2 separate regions of the Homo sapiens genome follow, and region 1 is linked to region 2. A link is a loop called in an ENCODE intact Hi-C map of the cell type or tissue named here. Cell type or tissue: GM12878. All regions are shown on one strand.

The links. Peaks named below come from ENCODE experiments on the same cell type or tissue, not always from the same donor. Only the 100,000 strongest peaks of a DNase experiment are listed, where the experiment ranks them.
Region 1: a loop joins it to region 2, with 7 times the contacts of the local background. A loop is called at or near these places in 3 of 110 quality-filtered maps.

What each region holds. Positions count from the first base shown.
Region 1 is chrX:13,749,400-13,751,899 of GRCh38, reverse strand. OFD1 (OFD1 centriole and centriolar satellite protein) reads right to left here. Exons shown (of 23, transcript NM_003611.3): 9 at 2,367-2,473; 10 at 532-651. Among named protein-coding and RNA genes, the nearest start is that of OFD1, 16 kb to the right of the region's middle. In GM12878, a CTCF peak has its summit at 1,509 (motif pointing left); no DNase peak of the experiment used is centred here; H3K27ac peaks cover 1,433 bases.
Region 2 is chrX:13,851,283-13,853,782 of GRCh38, reverse strand. It overlaps a transcript of GPM6B not described here. Among named protein-coding and RNA genes, the nearest start is that of GPM6B, 35 kb to the right of the region's middle. In GM12878, a CTCF peak has its summit at 1,281 (motif pointing right); a DNase peak (open chromatin) is centred at 1,273.

The DNA.
Region 1 (2,500 bases), 100 kb after region 2:
TTAGAGAAGCCATAAGAAGCGCAGAGGATGTGCTTCTCTGTATTTTTTTATTGTTGTTAATTTTTGAGATGGATTGTCACTGTCACGCAGGCTAGTAGAGTGCAGTAGCACAACTTCAGTTCACTGCAACGTCTGCCTCCCGGGTTCAAGTGATTCTCCTGCCTCAGCCTCCCCAGTAGCTGGGATTACAAGTGCCCACCACCACACCCAGCTAATTTTTGTATTTTTAGTAGAGATGGGGTTTCACCATGTTGGCTAGGCTGGTCTTGCACTCCTGACCTCAGGTGATCCGCCCACCTCAGCCTCCCAGAGTGCTGGGATTATAGGCATGAGCCACCACACCCGGCCCTTATCTTTTAAAAACTATCCTAACTCAAATGCAGGAAAGGATTGACTGTATCGATAAAACTATGTTTTTTTTTTTTCAAACACTAAAGTTTGCCTAAGTTACAGACTACTTTGTCAGTTTTTGTTATGTTTCTACCAATTTAATTTAAACATATTAGTTATTTAAAAATGCTAAACAATTACTTTAGAAGTTCATTCTTGAGCTTTCGGTCATAGGTCTCCTCAAAACTCTTTATATTCTGCTCCTGTCTCCTAAGTGCCTCAGTTATGCTTTTATGTTTTTCTTCCTGGAGCTTCTGGTTCCTGAAATTAACAAAAATATAAAAAGTAAATAAACTACCATAGCTGAGCTAACAAATTTAGGAAAAAATCACATGTGTCTAGTTCCACAGACTAAAACTGCTACATGATATCACTACTGGGAAGTAGAAGGAAAGAGCCAGAAGTCCTCAGTGTATTTTATGAACTGACCTAGTTACAGCATATTGAAACTAGCAGAATTGACTGTGCTTTGGGCTGAGGGGAGTGGGAGAGTCTCAAGAGGGAAGTGGTTTCTCACTGAAAATAAACACTCAAACAATGGTTATAGGTGATAAATAGCCAAAATCAATCCTGGGATGAAATAATGATATTATTAGTTACAAAGTAACAAATAAGTGTACTTATGTGCTTAAATCTTCTATAATGCTGTTTCTAACTGTGGGATTTAATTAATTAGTCCATACATATTCAAGGTACAATATGTGTTTTTGTCATTTAATAACCAATCAGCTTTAGCCAAGTGTGGTGGCCCGCACCTATAATCCCAGCTTTTCAGAAGGCTGAGGCAGGAGGATTGCTTGAGCCCAAGTGTTTGAGACCAGCCTGGGCAATACAGAGAGACACTGTGTCTTAAAAACAAAACAAAACAAACAAAAAACCCTATTGATTGAATATTGAAAAAAGTACCAAAAGAGAGGGCAAAAGATAGATGGATCAATCAGGGCTTCCAAATACTGAAGAATAGAATGGTCTTCATAGTGAGACTTTAAATCAACCATAGCACCAACTCCTTAGCCAGGGAGGTAGGTTCATGGGTGGTGAGATCCAGCCATCCTGAGAAGTGCTACAAAATGCTGACTAGTCTAAGAACAGGTAAAGGCTCTAGGTATTAGCTCCCTCTGCTGGTAATCTGGAAAGCCATGGAGAGGTAAACTACATTTATTTAGTTTATATGCTGAGAAGGAGGGAACAAGAGTAGAGAAAATGGAGGTAAAGGAATGATGAACTCTCTCTGCCCCAATTTTGTGCCTATTTCCTCTCTCTTGATCAATTTACCTTTTCATTATTGCCAAAAAGAGAGTAAGGTAGACAGAGAGTTGAAATCAAACAAATCAAGCCTATAGAAGTGAGAAAAAAACATTAATGGAGCCAAATTCTTTAATGAACTAAGATTCCTGGAGTATCTATGGGTGTCAATAGCAGATTCCCAAAGGAAGAGAAGGCTTATTGCACAAACTATAGACAGGTGAACTTGCCATCAATCCCAGGTAAGATCTCAAGGATGAAACATTTGTGAGCACTTAGAAACAGTGAGTAACAAAGAAATGGTTTCACCAAGTACAAGTCAAGTTGGACCACCATACTTCCTTTTCTGAGCACACAGCTGGTAAAAGCTGCAGGCCTGGATATATGGAATTCAGTTACTATACATACACACACGGAACTATCAGATCTGAGGGACTGAATGTAACTGCAAAACATACGATCTGTTCCAGTATTAACAGCTTCTCCAAATAATCTGTCTGGTCTTACTGTAGCCTGATGATAGCATCTCATTCGTCTTTTCATCTTAATGTTTAATATTTCAAAAACAAAACCCTAGTGTTTGTTCCTCTTAATTTGTACCTTCTAGGTGATATCCCCTTTACAAATAAGAACTCTACTTGGCAATGAACATTAGAATATTTAGATATATATTTAGTAATTCTTTTTAATCTCATCATTCTGAATATCCAAAATGAACATGCATTACTTACAATTCAAAAGCTTCAACTCTTTGCTTCAGCTCTGCTTCTCTTCCTCTTAGCAAATCCATATCTTTTAGTAAAAGTTGCCTTTGAGCATAAATTTCTTTTGTTTCAATCTGTATAGAAAAGCATTAATTTTTAGC
Region 2 (2,500 bases):
CCATGACCAGCCTGCCTTTCTAACCAGCTTTTCTGGGCAGAACTGTCACACATATTATTGTGACTTCATTGGTAGGGGCAAAGTGTGCCCATGCGATATCTCCTGGGAAGAGAGAGCATAAGGAAGTCTGCATGTGGATTCTTCCAGACTCCACGTGTGTCTTTTTCCCTTTTTTTTTTTTTTTTTTTTTTTGAGGTGGTGTCTCACCCTGTCGCCCAGGGAGTAACCTCAGCTCACTGCAACCTCTGCCTCCCAGGTTCAAGTGATTCTTATGCCTCAACCTCCCGAGTAGCTGGGATTACAGGCATGCACCACTACGTCTGGCTAATTTTTGTATTTTTAGTAGAGATGGGGTTTCACCATGTTGGCCAGGCTGGTCCCGAACTCCTGACCTCAAGTGATTCACCCACCTCAGCCTTCCAAAGTGTTGGGATTACAGGCATGAGCCACTGTGCCCAGCTTGTGTCTTTTTCCTTTATGATCCTTGTATCCTTGTTAAGTTGCTGTAATAAATATTGGCTCTAAGTACAACTATATACTAAGTCCCATGGATCCTTCTGTCGAATCTCAGAACATGGGGTGGTCTTTGGGACGCAGGTACCTAAGTGAATATTTAAAGTAGTTTTCAGCTTTTTTCCTGATGAAAATAAGGTGAGAAGATACTCCTGGGTGCTTCTGGTGGGAGTACGAACATGGAACAACCCTTGTCGAGGACATGTTGTCAGTTTCTAGCAGATCATACATTCATTGACCCTTTGATCCAGGATTCCCACTTCTGGAAATTTATCCTGTAGCTGTAACAATACCTGTACAAAATGATACACATAAAAGGTTTTTGGCTGGGCATGGTGGCGTGCACCTGTAGTCTTAGCTACTTGGGAGGCTGAGGCGGGAGGATCACTTGAGCCCAGGAGTTTGAAGGTCAAGGCTGCAGTGAGCCATGGTCATGCCACTGCACTCCAACCTGGGTGACAGAGTGAAACCCAGTCTTTAAAAAAAAAAAAAAAAAGTTTTTGTTGTACTCTTCCCCCAGCCTTTATTTGTAATAGCAAAAGACCAGAAACTAGTATTGTCCTGTATGGGGCTGCTGAGTCTCTGAGGGTACATTCACACTAGGAATGACTGCAGCTAGAATAGAACGAAGAAGTTGTATGTGATTAATAGAAAGTTTTCTCATGTGAATTAAATCAAAAGCAGGGTACAGAACAGTTAAGTCTAGTACTGTGTGCTCCTTTTCTGGGCGAAGGGTGTGTGATGCTCTGAATAACTATTAAAAGTGGTGACCTGTAGGGGGCAAGTTAGACAGTGAATGAAGGCAGAAATGAGAACTCTGTGTATACTTCCTTATATTGCTTTCATTTTTGTGTCAATTACCTATTAAGTTTTTTTTAATTGAAAATGAAAAGAGCTGAGAGGAGGCAGTCTGCTTGAGGTGAATCAAAATCAAGGTATTATAAGTGAAATAAAAATTTTACATACTTAATTTTCTCTTTGTTTACATCAGGTATGGCCCATGAGTCAGCCACCTGTTTTTGTAAATAAAAAAATCTTGGAACACAGTCATGTCCATTGTTTTACATATGCTCCTTGGCTGCTTTTTTGCTACGGTGGCAGAGTTGAGTCATTGCAAAAGAGACCAGATGGCCCACAAAACCTAAAATATTGACTATTCTGGCCGTTTACAAAAAAGTTTGATGACCCTGCACCTGTAGTGTTTAGTTATGGCTTATATCAGTGTTGATGCCCTGCCTAAGGATATCAGGATGGATTGGAATTTGATTCATCTGTAGTAGGTAAGGCCAATGGTAGTCATTTGAAAGATGCCATTTTTTATAAACTCTGAGCAAACTCATGTTACGTGATTGCTGGGGGGTCAGGGGAGGGGGATTTTACTCTACAAAGACACATTAGTCTATTTCTAAAACCTGCCAAGAGAAATTTTAAGAAGCAATGAATGATCTCTTCTCTAAAGTGTGGTGCCTCTGAGACAATCTACCTTCCTGGCAATGATACCCTAGCTAAATGTTGTCTTTGAAGATTTATATCATCAGAATCATGGAAACTGGACCTCTCCAGGAGAAACTGAGGTCTGCACTGTGCAAGATGGGATCATTGTCCCTCGATTTCAGCTGGTTTTTTTTTTTTCATTGCATGCCTGAGGTGACTTTACCCATCCTTCCAGAACAAAATGGATTATTCTTTGAGATGTCTGGTGATTATCATAAACCATTATCATATGGTTCTGTGATATAGGACCGTAAGCAAGGCATTTGAATAATCATGATTTTATATGAGTAATGATGATAGCTACTGTTCACTGAGGGCCTACTGTGTGTCAGGCAGCGTGTAAGGTGTTTTATGTGTATTACATCTATTTAATCTTCCCCTCAACCTTCAGGGATTGATATGATCATTTTCACTCTACAGGTAAGGAAACCAAGGCTTAGAGTTTAAGTTACTGAAGAGGTGATGTTGCTGGTAAGTGGCAGAGGTGAAATTA